4 separate regions of the Homo sapiens genome follow, and all the other regions are linked to region 4. Evidence: chromatin contacts called from ENCODE Hi-C or POLR2A ChIA-PET data. All regions are on one chromosome and are shown on one strand. Each heading gives the region's core, a stretch centred on a gene start or an enhancer-like site at or near the end of the contact. The rest is flanking DNA. Distances are from core to core; before and after follow the strand shown. Region 1 holds the start of CXXC1 (CXXC finger protein 1). Region 2 holds the start of CFAP53 (cilia and flagella associated protein 53). Region 3 has its middle 28 kb from the start of CXXC1. Region 4 holds the start of MYO5B (myosin VB).

Evidence for each region. A loop is a pair of places that touch in the nucleus more often than their neighbours do. ChIA-PET counts read pairs that join two places held with the same protein, here RNA polymerase II (POLR2A). Pooled maps may share reads with other maps.
Region 1: a loop to region 4 is called in a pooled map, with 2.5 times the contacts of the local background. The contact joins the promoter of CXXC1 here to the promoter of MYO5B in region 4. A Hi-C loop is called at or near these places in 6 of 50 pooled maps. POLR2A ChIA-PET finds 5 or more read pairs at or near these places in 2 of 52 experiments (MCF 10A and activated CD4-positive, alpha-beta T cell).
Region 2: a map of B cell shows a loop between it and region 4 (11-fold over the local background). The contact joins the promoter of CFAP53 here to the promoter of MYO5B in region 4. A Hi-C loop is called at or near these places in 2 of 168 maps with a recorded cell type or tissue (B cell and GM11168), 4 of 37 single-sample maps with no recorded cell type and 9 of 50 pooled maps. POLR2A ChIA-PET finds 5 or more read pairs at or near these places in 3 of 52 experiments (MCF 10A, OCI-LY7 and SK-N-SH).
Region 3: a loop to region 4 is called in a map with no recorded cell type, with 2.2 times the contacts of the local background. The contact joins the enhancer-like site here to the promoter of MYO5B in region 4. A Hi-C loop is called at or near these places in 1 of 37 single-sample maps with no recorded cell type and 2 of 50 pooled maps. POLR2A ChIA-PET finds 5 or more read pairs at or near these places in 1 of 52 experiments (GM12878).

The regions. Positions count from the first base shown.
Region 1 is chr18:50,285,833-50,290,158 of GRCh38, forward strand. It overlaps CXXC1 (CXXC finger protein 1), which reads right to left and starts at 1,860. Exons shown (of 15, transcript NM_014593.4): 1 at 1,755-1,860; 2 at 908-1,026; 3 at 707-807; 4 at 190-425; 5 at 1-96. The coding sequence starts at 1,757. RefSeq lists enhancers at 604-653, 1,474-1,593, 1,714-1,803, 1,914-2,283.
Region 2 is chr18:50,264,957-50,269,024 of GRCh38, forward strand. It overlaps CFAP53 (cilia and flagella associated protein 53), which reads right to left and starts at 1,539. Exons shown (of 8, transcript NM_145020.5): 1 at 1,380-1,539. The coding sequence starts at 1,448. It overlaps MBD1 (methyl-CpG binding domain protein 1), which reads right to left. Exons shown (of 17, transcript NM_015846.4): 17 at 3,890-4,068. RefSeq lists enhancers at 943-1,788, 1,135-1,264, 1,435-1,504, 3,131-3,320 and a silencer at 3,481-3,750.
Region 3 is chr18:50,313,449-50,317,310 of GRCh38, forward strand. No RefSeq gene overlaps it. Among named protein-coding and RNA genes, the nearest start is that of CXXC1, 28 kb to the left of the region's middle. Within about 2 kb of position 2,128, at least 3 of the 41 ENCODE cell types and tissues checked have a DNase peak (open chromatin) inside an H3K27ac peak, as active enhancers do; they include GM12878, where a contact is called at or near this core.
Region 4 is chr18:50,193,859-50,198,259 of GRCh38, forward strand. MYO5B (myosin VB) reads right to left here and starts at 1,289. Exons shown (of 40, transcript NM_001080467.3): 1 at 909-1,289. The coding sequence starts at 935. RefSeq lists silencers at 964-1,203, 1,264-1,503.

The DNA.
Region 1 (4,326 bases), core at 610-3,109, 93 kb after region 4:
ATCACAGTGACCACAGTCCTCAGTGCGCCGACATGCCTCACACTCACCACACATGCGGGCTGACCGTTTGATCTGCTGCTGCTGCTGCTGGTGATGCTGCAGGAGGGGGCCCAGAACAGAAATCATGGACCCAGGCAGGGCTGAAACGGAACCACTTTACACATCCATTCACTTTATGCAGCCACTCACCTGGCTGGGTGTGGCCACCAAGGGCTGCGGAGAGGATTTGTGGGGCGAAGCAGAGCCCCGAGCAAGCATGGCCCCAACCCCTGTCCCTGACCCTGCCCGGCGCTGCAGGTCTGGATCAGGGACAGGCCTCTTGCGCCCTCCACCCTCATCCCGGGGCTCACTGCTGTCCCGCTCATTGCCATCCCGCTCCCGTGACTTCTTGTGCCGATAGCGAATCTCTAGCTTGGGGTCTTTCTCTGTGGGGCAGAGAGTAGGGCCAAAGTGAGTGAGCACTGGATGGCTTGAATGGTCCCAAAACCTCTTTCTTCCTCTTCGCTCCCTTACTGACCCACCCACCTACTCTGCACCCCTGTCCAGGGCAGAGCTGCCTCTTCCCGTGGGATCTTCTATTACTCACAATGGAGCCCCATTCCAGCTCACCACAGACGTGTATCACTAATCCCCATAACCCCCCCTTGTGGCTCCTCCTCCTCCCTTGAAGCCCCACCTGCCTTCCCTGTCCATCCATGGCCCTCACCTCTGCACTCCCGACAGTACCACTCCCGGATGGCCTTGGCCATCTTCTCAGTGATCCGGATGCAGTCCCCATGGAACCACTCATTGCAGTTGTCACACCCGCTGCAGAGGATGGGGCAGGCGATGGAGATGTGAGGGGCGCGGCCCATCGGCCTCACCCCACCCTGCCAGTGTCAGCCCCGCCCATCTCTCCCGCGCTCACATCATGAAGCAGTTGATGTCCGGTTTGCGGCAGATGCAGTAGATGGGCGCATTCTCCCCATTCTCGGACTTGCTGTCCTCCCCGGCATCTGGAGGCTCTGGGTCTGAACCATCTCCCTCCTGCAGGACACCCCCATTACGGATCCTTAAGCAGCCCCCACCGTGGCGGCTCATCCCCCCATTACAACTCCACCGTGGTCAGCAGGGATCCCCACTCTGCCTGCAGATTTCACATCGGGGCCCCCAAAAAACCTCTCCATCACAGTCCCCACTGACCCCCATCCCTTCCTCTGACATCCTATTACTCTGCTCCATACTTCCCATCACGCACCCACCGACACCCGCTCCCTGCGTCCACACTCGCTAATGGGTCATGGCGACCCTCCATCGTGGCGCCTCACAGACCCCGCGTAACTCACTGCGGACTTCCCATCGCGGTTCTCCACGCACCCCTCCCTGTTTATCTCATAGACCCACCTGGCACCCGCACCCACCCCCAGTCGCGGCTGTCCACGGATACCCGGACACGGACTCCTCGTCACGGCTCACTACAGACCACTCAATGTGACTCCTTACAACCCGCTTATCCCTCTGCCCTAAGAACCCCCGATCATGGTTTCCCACGGAACTGCCACACGGAGTCCCCACTAAACTTCTATTAAGGAGCCCCCCACCGTGGCTCACCATAGAACTCCCAGATGGTTCATCATTCTGCCCATAGACTCCCGCCGTTCAGTCCACAGACTCCGGTTATGGCTCACCACAGACCCCTGAGTCGGCCGACAGACCCCACTGTTGCCAACCGACCGACCTCCACCGCCGAACCCCTCCCTGGACCCGCTACTTACCATATCTCCGCTCCCGGCGCACTCCCTCACGACCCCCGCCAGCGACCCGCGAACCTGCACAGACCACTCGGCGGCGTCCCAGGCGGTTGCAAAGGCGCCCACAACTACTTCCGCTTCTAGTCACGCCTCCCAGGCAGCGTACTCCTATTGCGCAGGCCCCATGCGTCGTCTCCGCTGCAAACCAGTAGGTGGCCGGCCTAGAGCCCCCAAGACCCCTCAGGCGCCGCCATCTTGCTTATCGTATCCGTATGGTGGCCGAATCCATATGTTCGCCGGGAACATGGCCGCGCTCTAATGTGGCTTTCCCGAGGGCGCCGCCACCTTGTCAGTAGAGTCCGTACGGCGGCTGCTTGTACGGCCTCGACGTACAGGCAACATGGCTGCACCTACTGCGTGACTTCCTCATAGATGCCGTCATCTTGGAATCCGATTCCGTACGTGGGTCGAATTCCGTACGTTCCTAGGCGACATATGACGGCGACCTAATTGCGGATTCTTCACGGGCGCCGCCATCTTGGTGGTTGATTCCGTACATTGCCCGTTTGTCAGGCAGAGAGGTTCACAGGTAAAGTGACCGCTTCCGAAGCACGACCTGGATCAAGTTGTATTCATTCCTCCATTCAGTCTCTTTCCCCTTCCACATGTATTAATGGGGCGTCGGCAGGCTGTGTGCCTTGCGGGGCGGAGGAAACCAGTTCCTCTGTCGTCTCCGACTTCACCTGCCACCACTCTTTCCGGCTTTTACTCCTCCCACTTGTCATTCTTCTGCCAGGCCTGGCACGGTTCGGCTTCTATTTATTTTATTTTTATTTAAAAACAATTCTTAAACTAATATCAAATCTTATTTTAGTTCTATAAGCTGCACAATAAGCCTAAACACAGTTTACTTATCCATTTCTTTATTGTTTAGCATTTAGAACATTTTCAAATATTATTCTAAATAAAGTTGCAACGAACATTCTTAAACATAGATCTGTATGCTCATCCCTGATTATTTCTTGTGAAATGTGATATACAAATTTACAAATATACAAATGTGATATACCAGGTGTAACTCTGGTTAACAGCTGTAAGATGGAGCCTGGAAGCCAGGCTTTATTTATTTATTTATTTATTTATTTATTTATTTTATTTATTATTTATTATGTATTTATTTATTTATTTTTATTTATTTACTTATTTTTTGAGACGGAGTTTCACTCTTGTTGCCCAGGCTGGAGTGCAATGGCGCGATCTCAGCTCACTGCAACCTCCGCCTCCCGGGTTCAAGCGATTATCCTGCCTCAGCCTTCCGAGTAGCTGGGATTACAAGCATGCACCACCATGCCCGTCTGATTTTTTTTGTATGTTTAGTAGAGATGGGGTTTCACCGTGTTGGCCAGGATGGTCTGGATCTCCCGACCTCAGGTGATCCGCCCGCCTCGGCCTCCCAAAGTGCCGGGATTACAGGCGTGAACCACCGCGTGCCTGGCCCGCCTGGAAGCCATTCTATGGACTCCCTGCAAACTTGCAAAAAGGAAAACAAACAAAACAAAATTAAAACACAACAGGAACTTGCCTCGAACCTTTGAATTGGTCCAAACTGCAATGACCACACAGTCCTGGAAACCAGCTATATTTCACTAGTGCTGCGTCTCCTGAACAACAACCAATGAACTATGGACTGATGCCAGCCAGCCGCCTCCACCAATAATAATTTCTTTAAAAGAACTTGTGTAATCACCCTTAGCTTCCTTTTTCTTTTTCTTAAAAACTCCTTCTCCCCTTCCTATCTTTGGAGTACAATTTGACTTCGAGCTGAATCTGTGTCTCCTGAATTGCAGTTCCTAATGCCCCAATAAACTCCTGCATTGCAGCTTGGTCTCTTGCCTCTTCTTAGTTGACTCTCCTTAGAGATAAAATTCTAAAAGTAGAATTACTTTGTAATTGGCTATAAATATTGTAAGACATGTTCAAATTTATAGGAGGTCATTAGTTTGGACAGAGCTCCTGCTCTAGGCCCCACCAAAATGGAGTCACTCACGCTGAAGTTCCATGCCACCAAGCCAAAACTAAATTGTTCATCTGACCTTCCAAGGAGAAAGAGACAGGATAATAGCCAAATCCCCATACAAGCCACTTTTAGCTTGAAAGTCCCCTTTGCTTTAACCTTTATAAAAAAGCAACCTGAAGCAATCTGATGTTAACCAATCAGCTTTAAAAAAAAAATTGTTCTTTTTCCTTGCTCCAACCTTACAAAATTCACTGCTCTGCTATTTCCCAGGAAAAGCTCTCGTTCTATTTTGTATAATGGGATCTGCCCCAATTCATGAATTGCAAGTAAAAGCCATTACATCTGTAACTAAATTTGTTGTAATTTTGTCTTTCAATGGTTGATACATATATTTCTACCAGCAGTGTATGAAGGTTCCTATATCAGAGCCTTATTAGGTTATTAGATTAGTGCGAACTTTTGTTGTTGTTGTTGAGACGGAGTCTCACTCTGTCACCTAGGCTGGAGTGGAGCGGGCAATCTCGGCTCACTGCAACCTCCGCCTCCTGGGTTCAAACAGTTCTCCTGCCTCAGCCTCCC
Region 2 (4,068 bases), core at 289-2,788, 71 kb after region 4:
CTTACAGTACTTGGACCTAAAGAAGGAGCAGGTCTATAGGTTGACTGAAGTTTGCTATGTGCACTGTGGAGCATAATAAAACTGTATCACTGATCTTTCATCCATCAACTGACATCACAGACAATATAGCACATCATTATTTACCGTGCTAACCTTTAGTGGTTTCATTCTACCTAAGTTTTTTTTTGCAATTGGATTACAAGTTGAGCACCCCTAATTTGAAAATCTGAAATCTGAAATGCTCCAAAATCTGAAGCTTTTTGAGCACCCACATGATGACATAAGTGGAAAATTTCACACCTGACCTCATGTAAGGGGTCACAGTCAAAACACAAGCAAACAACACATATTTATTCAGCATCCCCAAGGGGAAAATAAAATTACCTTCGAGGTAATGAAATATAAATAAATTCTGTGTTTAGACTTGGGTCCCCTCCCCAAGATATTGCATTATGTATATGCAAGTATTCCAAAATCCAAAAAAAAAATCTGAAATCCTAGACATCTCTGGTCCCAAGCATTTCAGATAAGGGATACTTGACTTGTATAAGCTCCTTGAAGGGAGGGCTCAGGCTTCAATAAAGAGTTAACCTTCCAGGATCATTGTATCCACCCCTGTATCTCCCACAATACTGCGCACACAGCAGGGGCTCAAGCAATAACTCTGCCTACATGTTAGTTTTCTGGTGGGTAGAAACTAATTTGTAGAAACAAAAAAATCTACATGTATGGACCAATAGTGTCTGAGGTTCTCAGCAGGAACCATCAAATTCTGCAGCAAGCACATTTTCCTGGCCTACTACCACTCCAGCCTTAGAGGCAGGCACCTGAGTTTTTCCCAGGTCTGAAGGGACACTTCTGTCCAGCAATGGTTACTGGTTGAGTTGGCACAGGAAAGGCGTTGGGTGCTATAACCACTCACAACCTAATTCCCCTTCCTCAGACGATTTTCCTAGGAGTGAAAGACCAGCTCCAAATCATAGGCCCGCCCTGCCCCCAGATCTGTCTCTGGGCCGGGTGCCCTTTCCATAACACACACTCGCCACTGCATGGGGGACAGACATCCTTCCGGTGTCTTGGAGACTGAAAAACCCTAAGATCCCTAGTGGTGATTCTCCAAAAACAGAACCTAAATATTATAACTTTGGGGGCAGATGAAAGGCTGTAAGGATGAAAACAGAGGGAGATGAGTGGGTGAGAGGTGGGGTAGATAGGTGAGCGACCTTATCTTCCTTCTTTCAAAATTCAACCCACTGCATCAGGCGACACCCGTTCCCCTCGAGAAGGCCCCGGGTGGGGGCCGAAGTGGGATAGGCCAGGCCTGGAGTGCGGAGAGATGGAGAAAGCTGTAGGGTCTGGCAGACATATCCTGTGCTTACCACGATCACCACTTTGGGGGTGGGGCCCTTAACCTCCCGCTGTACGGTGCCAAACCGCTGGCTGTACATTTTCGAGTCCCCTTCGGGACGGGGGCGGCGTCCGCCGCGTTTCCCCCAACCGTGGCGACCTGCGGGACCCGCTTCCGCGACGCAGAAGTCTGGTTGCCATGGTGCGCCTCGCGGGATTAGGGGCCGGTAGAGGTGGGCGGGTCGGGCGGAAGTCGGTCTGGTCACCATGGGGGCCGCAGACGCCTGCACTCGGGACTTCCTCTTCCAGCTGAGAAGCTGAGCCTGCGCAGTCCTCACCCCGCCCCTCGGCCAAATCCCGCCGACCTTGCTCCCTTCCTCCAGGGTTCATCAGAATGGCAGAAAAAACCTCTAGCCCAAGAAAAATCAAAGCTCTAATTACAATTCCAGTTGACTTTGCTATTTATATCTTGTAATGGTCTAAAAGTATGAAAAAGGTTAGCGAACATTTTTTGGGAAGCTTAAATTTTGCACTATCTGTAGGTTAATCTTGATGACGGTAATAATCACAGGAAAACCTTATATTTGTGTAGTTCTTTACAATTTCCAAGATATTTTCACACACACAGCCTTTTAACCTCACAGATTTTTTCTGAGACAAGGTCTCGCTCTGTCGCCCAGGGTGGAGTGCAGTGGCGTGATCATGGCTCCCTGCAGCCTCGTCCTCCTGGGCCTCAGCCTCCAGAGTATCTGGGACTACAAAGCCTGCGCCACCACGCCCTGCTAATTTAAAAACAAATTTTGAAGAGACAGGGGGTCCCGCTATGTTGCTCAGGCTGGAACTCCTGCTCCTGGGTTCAAGCGATCCTCCCCACTGCCCCTCCCGCCGGCCTCCCAAAGTGTTGGAATTACAGGGTGCGCTACCGCGCGTGGCCGCAAATATCTTACAGGGTTGATAGAATAGCAAGTAATACTATCCTTATTTTCCAGCTAAGGCAAAGCTCAGGGAGCCTAAGTGCCTTGTCAAACCAAATAACCAGTAATAATAATAATTTTTTAAAACCTGTTAATAAAATCTTCCTATTTGCCATTGGCAGAAACCAGGGCTTAGACTCAGGATATCCTAGGATGGGGGCAGATCAAATGGACTAGTGGGGCAGTGGCACGACCTGGTGGAGCATAATTAAGAGTCTGAGGGTCACAGTGGACCAGGGTCAGGATGTGGATCAGAAGTCCAGTAACTGGTTTCTGAGAATCAGGATCCAGGCAGAACAGGAAACACAAATCAGGGAACCAGGACGGACCTGCAGCACAGGTGGTAACCACAGTTGCATTTCCAGTCAAGAGCAAGGTGGTAATACCTAAAAGCCAATTAAGAATGACACTGTGATACTCCCATTCTAAAGTGGGGGTGAGCATAGAACACTTGTGAGCACATGCAACAAATCAGTACCTACGTCAAACTGACATATAATAAGTACAACTAATGTGTATGCCCTCTTAAGGACGCAATTTACTGTAAATTAGCATTCCTTAATCATTTGTAAACCACCCACTTCGGATTTTGTATGTGGTATGTTTCTAAATACGAATTCCATTTCCTGAATTGCTGGTTCAGCTTTTCAGCCACGAAATAATGTTTTTCTTCTCTTTTAATAATTCTGTCATTTTGTGTTCTTTTCTATAACGGTTCTTTCAATTGCAGTTCAGTAAAATACGCATTTGCATTTACTAAGAGTTTACGTGGCCTGAAACAGAAAACAAACAAATTAGGTGGTCGTCTCGGTTTCCTGGAGTGTCCAGAGGGGCGGTTCTTTGATCTTCGAGTCCAACGGGCTCCGGGCCCGCCCGTCGGTCCGGGCGGAACCACCCCCACCACACATCCTCCGGGAAGGCGGCAATGAAAACGCCTTGGGCCCGAAGTACGGCTTGGGAAAATCGGCGCAGATTCGGGGCCGCCCGTTGGGGATTCCCAAGGTTGTGCAGCCCAAAGGGCCTCGTCGGAATTTCTGAGGCGATGGGGTAAACCGACCCTTGGCGACACCCGGCCGCACTCGAACGTCCTAGGTCGTCGAGCCCCGCCCTCACCCTGGGCGAGCTCCGAAATTTAACCCCGGTTCGGTTTTGCCTGTTTTACCACTATTTGAAGAGGGGGACTCAGCTTCCCTCTGGCCCTAGCCCAAGTACTGGGGTTTGCGCCGGACGGAGACCACGCCCCAGGGCGGCCAGGCCAGGGGTGATGGGTGACGAGCGGTGCCTCCAGGGCCCCGGTGGGTGACTGTGGCTGGGAACTACGGGCTTTCTCGCCCCGGCGCCCCCTGGCGGACCCACCAGCAGGTTGAAGGTGTCCGGCCAGTGCTGAGCACCAAGAGCCTCAGCCTTCAGCCAACCCCCCGCCCCCGCGGCCTAGGTAAGTGAATCGCTCAGGGTCCTTGGAAAGAAGTGACCTTGATTTGATCTTCCCACCCACTATCCCAGTTTCTCAGAGGCAGTCAACACTGTTCCCACCAAACCACTCCCAAAAGAAACACTAAGCATGTAAGTAAGTGGGACAATAAAAATTTAAAAATAATTTTAAAATAGAACAGCTTAGAGATAGAAACTAAATTATTTCCAATTCCTACTGTGCCCCAAACAAGGTTCACAAAAGGGCTGTCCTCCCAACAATTTTCTGAATTCTATATATTCAGCATTAAATTCCATGATAAAGTTGGAAATCCAT
Region 3 (3,862 bases), core at 878-3,377, 120 kb after region 4:
CAATCAGTGATCCTTATACCTTGGCCCACTAACCATCCAAACCCCTTAAAATCCCTAGATCCTAAACTCCTTGAGGAGGTGGATTTGAGGTTTCCTCCAGTCTCCTTGTTTGGCTGCCTTGTGATTAAACCTCTTTCTCTGCTGCAATTCTTTGTGTCTTGGTGTATTTACTTACCACACATTGGACATTTTACCAAGAACTAAAAATAGAACTACCATTTGACCCAGCAGTCCCACTACTGGGCATCTACTCAAAGGAAAAGAAATCATTCTATCAAAAAGACACCTGTACTCCTATGTTTATTGCAGTACTATTCAAAATAGCAAAGTCTATTTATGTTATAATCAGATTTGTATTACAACTGTTTTATATTACAATAGCTTTATATTATAAATATAATTATGTAACCTATATATAGTACTCAGTTACAATTGTTTGTGTGTGTGTAACTATGTCTGTGTTGTAAAAATTATTCTACCAAAATGGGAATGGTAGGTAGAAAGTATATGCAGATAATTTTGTCTAACAATTTTGTCTTTCATTTTTGTCCAACAAATGCACTGTTTACCTTTTGCCACCGTACTCTCTGCCTCAGAGGGCTGACCTTTGTGGACTGTTTCATGAGTAGCCTTTGACTTTTGGCTTACAGCTGGTTTAATCACTGGGGAGGATCACCAGGAGACCTAGAGACTGGGAGGTGAATGAGGGAGGGTGGTTGCTGTCCTGGGAAGTGAATGAGGGAGGGTGCTTACTGTCCCAGATCTTTCCCTGTCGATTCTCTATGGGTTACCAAGTACCCTAGCAAATTTCACAGCTCCTCTCAGATGGCCCTCTCCCATACAGCTGTTCTCAATAGGTTTCCATAAACATTGCCTTCCAGGCTAGATGTAGTAATAGTTCCCTGGTGTTGCAAACTGTAGGGAACCTACTATTGCTTATTGCTTTCCCTAAATACTATCTGCACATTTTGCTGGAATTCTGACTGAGATATGTACTCCTTTTTCTTCAAATAGATTAACTCATGCTTTCAAGTCTTATAAATCTCTTATTACTAAATATTGGAGAAATTTCCTACCATAAAGCTCCTACATTGATTCACCTATATTGTTTAAATAAGAGGCCAATGCTCTAATTTCCAATTACCTCTGAGCCTCTCTGGCATCCAGCTCACATTATAGGTAGTCAGAATTTAAGATATCTTTCATTCATTGTTTGGGTTGGACATTTCATCTTCCCATAAGTAGAAACATTTCAACAAAAATGTGAAGTGTTGTGATATTTGCATCCTAACTTCAAATGGTTGAGAACAAAATTTTCAAAGAAAATGAGAATACAAAAATAAAAAAGTGATTAATCCATACATAGATAGAGATAAACAAATGAGGAAAATATTAGTTGGTAAATCTTGGTGTTCTATGTAGTAGCAGTATTCCATTTTTCTGCAAGTTTGAAGTCTTTCAAGTAAAATATTGAGCAGAAATATTGCTGTGAAGAAATTTTTGACTAGCCTGATTTTTCTATTGTGCATGATATTTTTTCTTTCTTGCTTTAAAGCTTGCACAAATATCTTTTTATTCTTGAAGTTCATTATGTCAATTAAATTGTGTTTCTGTGTTAAGAATCTTACGTTAAAATTTCTCAGAGCATGGCATTTTTTTTCCAGATGGTGGACAAGTGTGGTGCAGCTGTGTATTTACCTAATCTTTTTTCAAAGTCAGAATTATTAAAGATCTAGAATGAACAGAAAAGATTCAAATTAAGAGTGACTATTTGAGAGTCATTAAAAGTCTGTGAAACGAGGGGATGTCTGGGAGTGCAGCTGGGCGGCAGCATCATGACGTCACAGATGAAACACAAGCACTGGAGCCAGGGAAACTGACTCCTCCATTCAAATTCTGACTTTACCATTTGTCAGATGTGGAACCTTGGTCTGATAATGCAACATTTCTGAACCTCAGTTTCCCCATCTGTAATATGGGGTGAATCTCTGTCTTATAAGATTGATGACAGAATTAGAGACAAGGAATGTAGACACTTAGTCTGCAATAAGTAGACTTATTCAGTGGAGCTCAGTAAGTAATTGGTCATTATTTTTCGTACATTAAGGGCTAGGTTACTGAAACCTTACAAATGCTTTCAGAAATTGGCAGGAGGAAACCACACATGTGTACTCAAGCAAGGACACCACACGGAGATACTGTGTTAAGCAGTTAGGCAAGAATAGAGTCAACTAATCATAGCAAGCCTTCTCTCCTCCCCCTATATTACCTGAATGGAAGGAACACTAGAGAAACACAAATTTTTGCTGCAGCATTGCCTTTTCACACTTAGGTATATGTCATTATTCTAGAAGAACATGTACCAACAACATTTGCTTGTTCATTTAAGGCAGTTTTTGCTGCACCTTGTGAAATATCTGTTCCCACAGGTGGCTTTATTTCTTCACAAGTTTATTCGTTTCACTGTTGTAGTCTCAATATTAAAATTGTGTGGTACATTGAAATTGTCAAAAGACAGAAGTTAAGTTCCCTGCCTCATTGGTATGAGCCCATTTAATAAGTTTCCTGCAGAGTTTCTGAGATAATTGCCTTCTTTCTCTTTAGCTGGGTCTGATTATATAACAAGAATAGATCCTATAATGAGAGACTTTATGCAAACATTAGACATCATAATTCCTTTCAAGCAATTAATTACCCTCAAGATTAAGTAAATTGATGCAACACTTGATAAATGTTTCAATTAATTAATTAATTTGAAAATACTTTTATATACAAACCTGAGTACAGCCTTGTTTTTAGTGATGTGAAAGATATTTTCATGAAGGCAGAGGAAAAGAGTACTCAGAAAAAGAGTACTAGCAGGCCGGGTGTGGTGGCTCATGCCTGTAATCCCAGCACTTTGGGAGGACGAGGTGGGCAGATCACCTGAGGTCAGGAGTTCAAGACCAGCCTGGCCAACATGGTGAAACCCCATCTCTACTAAAAATAGAAAAAACTACTGAGTGTGATGGCGGGTGCCTGTAATCCCAGCTACTCAGGAGGCTGAGGCAGGAGAATCACTTGAACCTGGGAGGTGGATACTGTAGTGAGCCAAGATCGCACCACTCCACTCCAGCCGGGGCAACAGAATGAGACTCTGTCTCAAAAAAAAAAAAAAAAAAAAAGCTGTATGTATCAAAACAGTGTGGTAATGGCATCAGGCTGGACATATAGATTAATGGAATAAATTGAGAGTCCAGAAATAAACCCATACATCTACGGTCAATTGATTTTTGACAACAGTGCTAAAATCACTGGAAATCTGAAGTTTCATCTGGGAAGACAAATTGCTGGGCATGACTCCTATGGCTTAGGCCTGAATCACCTAGTTGCTTCTCCACTTATGTCTGGTCCCTGTGCTATAATGACCAGTAAAGTGTGTGCTTTAATGACACAGTAAAGTGTGTGCTGTCAATGACAAGAGTTACATATGGCCTCTCAATGTAGATTGGACTTCATCACAGCATAGTGACTTTGGAGTAGTCATAGTTTTATATGGCGGCTTAGGGCTACTGTGTGTATGTGTGAGCAAGTCAAAAGCTGTATAGCCTCTTATGAGCTAGCATTGGAAGTCACATAGCATCACTTCTACTATACTCAGTGGTCAAAGCAGTCAGAAACTCACGAACATTCAAGGTGAAGAGAAACAGACCAACCTCTTGATGGGAAGGGATTCAAAGAGTTTGAGGCCATTTTTTAAAACTACCAGAATGAAATTTTCAGCCATCACTTTGCAAGCAGAAAGAAATAGAAATTATCCACTTAAAACGTTAAGAATTCTGAGATTTCTGAAGGCAAGGAAAAGGAAAAATATCTATTGTAC
Region 4 (4,401 bases), core at 39-2,538:
GCGAGCTCCCCTGGAAGCGGTGGCTTGTCCCTAACTTTAACCACAGCAACTGCTGCGGAACGCGGGCGTCTCCGCCCGGGCTGCACCTGTTCCCGATTCGGAGCACCCAGCCTCACACATCCCTTCTGACCTTGAAGGCATCCTGAAACTCACACCCTGCTCCCGGTTCGACTTTACTCCAACCCCCTCCCCGCAGTCACTGAAGCCCTCTTTGTACCAAAGAGGCCGCGTCAAAACATCCATCCCCAGCAAATTCACAATGCTCTTCCCTGGGGTCTCCGGAGATAACGGCGCACCCCTCTACCCATTGCTTACCCTCACTCCATCCAGCCGCCGCGCCCTCACGCCAGGTTGTCTCCTCCCTCTCCACCAAGTCCAGAACCCCCACCTCTCCCAAGTCCAGGGTTCCCTGTTGTGGGTATGCGGGAGGAAAGGACGCCTCGGAGGCGCGCCCTCGAGAGCCGGCGCCGCAGAGCCCCTGGGGTGGGGTCCACGGCGGGGACAGGGGACAGCAGCGGGAGCACCGCGGGGGCCCGTCCCGCGCACGGCGCTCAGAGCTGGCAGGGTCGCCCTGCCGTTCGGGGAACTCGGTTGGAGCCGAGCCCAGGCAACGAAAGTGAGGGGCGCGGCGGGGAGGGGGCGACAGCCCTGGCTTGGTGCTGAGCCGTGGCGCTGCGGAACCTCTAGGAGCCGGGTGGCCGGTCAGTGCGGGCGTTCCCGGAACCGCCAAACTTTCTCCGCCAACCGAAGTTAGGGACTCCGAGGACAGTGACGAGGAGGACACCGCGGAGGGGGGTCTCCCGTCACCTCCCGCCTCCAGTAGCCGAGGGAGAAGGCGACCCTGAGTACTAGGTGGCCCCGAGCGCGCCACCCCGGCCCCGGGGCGCCTCCCTCGCGGCCGCGCTCACCTGGCTGTAGAGCTCGCCCACCGACATGGCCCGGGCCGGGCGGGGCTCGGGCCCCGGCTCCTGGCTGCCCCGCGGCTCTCAGTCCGCGGCTGGCCCGCCTGGCGCCATGTTCCCGGGCTGGCCTGGAGTTTCTCGATCTTCTCGCTCTTCTCCGACCTGCCCCGCCGGCTTCCCGCAGGCGCCGCGGCCGGCTCGCTCCCGGCGGCGCGACCTTTACTCCCGCCGCGGCGGCGCAGCTACGGCCGGACAGGAGTTGCGAGCGCCGGGGGAGGAGGCCGCGCCGCACCACTCCCCTCCCAGGTGTGGGGAGGAGGCGAGGGCCGGCGAGGAGGGAGGACCCGCTCGCGTCAGAGCGGACGGCCCGTGCGCCGCCGCGCCTCTGAGCCCTGCCGGTGCCCGGCCCGACGCGCCCTCCCGCGCCCCCGCTGCCACCTGGGCCTCCGGGCCGGGGGCGGGGCGCTCAGAGAGGAGCTCCGGGACCGGCGCGGGCCGCCCCCTGCTGGACGCCGCGCGCGCGCAGGCACAGGTGCGCCCCGGCGCCCGCACCTGCCCTGCCGCGCTCCGCTTCCACCCGCACCGGGCCCCGCGGAGTCCGGCATGAACGCGGTGCAGACAAGAAAAGGGAAGAGGAACTAACCAGAGAGGGGGGAAAAAAGAGAAGCGTCTATGGCTGGAAGGCCCCAGACATTGCCCTCGATTTTACCTGGCTGTATTCAGCGCTTTCATGATTAAAATTCAGTTACTCGTAGATCGTTATTAAGGCGACCTGGATATACATACACCAGGGATCTTCTCCTTCAAACTGAACTCTCTGCGCGGAAATCCTTGTCAGTAAAGTGGGAGTCGTAACTCCTTCTGTACAAATATTGTCCACTTTCGCCCACAGCCTCCAAGGAGACTCCAGGCCACTCATCTCAGAGGGCTTCTGCTTTTCCGGGAAGTCTCACGTTCTCCCAACCCCCGTCTCGTCTACATGCAGACTCCGGGTCCTTTTGCCACTCACTACCTCGTTTATTTGTGTTCCCTCTCTGACCATGGCACTTGGCTGCCTGCAGCAACTTCAGCTCCTCTCCTACTTCCAGTGAAAAGTAGAAATTTCAACCAAGAAAAAAAAAAAAAAACTGCCAGAAGTCTGTGGAGGGAGACGAGGGGCTGTCAGAGGAGACACTCCCTTCTGAAGCTGACATCTGTCCCTGACCCAGGGGTGGCCCCTGAAAAGTGGTTCTCAACCGGAAGATATATCTGTACCAGCCGGGGCAGTTGTTCAAGAGCCCCAGAAGGTGATTCTCAGAGGCATCCCACCTGGAACTCAAGATCCCGTTGTAATTCACCTGTGCAGGCCTTCCCATGGGCACCTCCACAATGAGAGTCACATGGGGAGCTTTAAGCGTTCCAAGGAAGAGGCCCCAACCCAAGGAATTCTGATATAATGAAGGATGGGACCTGGGTATCCCAATTTTTAAAGCTCCTCTGAAAGTCTAAAGGATGGTACTTCCAGGGTGACAAATGCATTGACCAAAGCTTGGGCGGCTCTCATTGGACCTAAAAATGGAACTCTTCACATCAGTGGCAAGAGCAGAAAGGGATTTTTTTCTCTTCCTCAAAAGTTTTTCTGCATATTTCCCTTCCCCGGATTCCTGTAGCTCTTAAAGTGTGTCCCCACCCCCCACGCCCACCATCAGCATCACCTGGTAACTGTTAGAAATACAAGTTATTGGGCTCCACTGCAGACCTACTGAACCATAAACTCTGGTGTGGGGCCAGTACTCATTGTTCTTTCTGCCTCCAGGTGATTCTCCCCTTTTTGAATAAGAAAGTCATCAGTCCTGCCTAGATCCTGGCCTCTTCCTCCACCACCATTAGTGGTCCCATCTCTCTACCAGCAACTCTTCCTCTCTCCACTGGCCCCTGGCTTTTTGTGTTTTCCTCTCCTGCTAAACTTCTTAAAGCAGTAGCTTCACTTATTTAGCTATCTCCACTTACGCCCAGTACCTCCTTAATTCTCTGATTCTCAACACTTTATGCACATCAGAATCACTTTTGAAACAAGTGGATGTCTGGTTCCCACTCCCAGAAATTCTGATTTAACTTGTCTGGGGGGTGTTGCCCTGGGTGAAAGGATTCTGAAGAGCTCCCAGATGGTTCTAATGGCAGCCAAGTTTAAGAGCTGCTGTTCTGGCCGGGTGTGGTGGCTCATGCCTATAATCCCAGCACTTCGGGAGGCCAATGTGGGCCGATCACTTGAAGTCAGGAGTTCAAGACCAGCCTGGCTAACATGGTGAAACCCCGTCTCTACTAAAAGTACAAAAATTAGCTGGGCGTGGTGGCGCATGCCTGTAATCCTAGCTACTTGGAAGGCTGAGGCAGGAGAATCGCTTGAACCTGGGAGGTGGAGGTTGCAGTGAGCCGAGACCACACCACTGCACTCCAGCCTGGGTGACAGAACAAGACTCCATCTTTAAAAAATAATAAATAAATAAATAAATAAATAAATAAATGTTGCTGTTCTAATTTCTTCTTATTTGGCTTCCACTCAGACCTATCCTATTGAAATTGCCTCATCACTGTGAAGCATGGGGTGGGAATTGATTCAACCCATTACGTTAAACCATCTCTTCCCTGAGTACTATTTTTCTCTTGTTTTCTCAGCCTCTCTAACCAAACCTTCTCAACATTATTTTCTAGGCCTGCGTCCTCTTCCTGGTTTCTGAATAAAACTATGCTCCATTTCAGAGATCTCATCTTTCTTCTCAGCCACGCCCCCATTTTGTCTCTTGCTCACAATGCTAATTCTCAAATCTAATTCTAACCTTACTCAAGATCCACCTTTCCACCTGCAGATAGGCAATGGTAACAATGCCACTTGGACCTCGGACCAACCTGACATTCATTTGTTTCCATCCTTTCTCCCCACCCGTAACTGGTTCCAACTGTCTGGCTTCCATCACACCTGGCACAAATGAAAAGCTCAATTCATGTTAACTGAACTGAATCGCATTCCTGAGTCCTACACTTGGCCAGAGCTTTGTGAATTTCTAATTCCACAATCAGATATGGTGTTTCCCTCCTTTGAACAATAAAGACATTTTAAAACTTACTTGATCCAGGAAACATACCAAGCGCTTTACTTCTGTGATCCTGTTGAAGCCTCAGAGCAACCTTATAAAGGAGGTTCAGAATATTAAGGCTGTTTCACAGATGGGCAAAGTGAGGCTTAGGGAAGAAGGGTGTGAAAAACACTCTAGGTCAGACAGCTACTGTTCAATTAAAGTCTCACTCGAGCGTCTAACCCTTGCTTTTTATGTCAATGGATGTTGAACTTCAGTGTGTACCAGGATTAAGGGGCTATCAGGGGATGTTAATTCAGTTGGTCAGAGACATGATCAATGAGTCTGAATTTTTTTTTTTTTTTTTTTTTGAGATGGAGTTTTGCTCTTGCTGCTCAGGCTGGAGTGCAGTGGTGCCATCTCAGCTCACCGCAACCTCCGCCTCC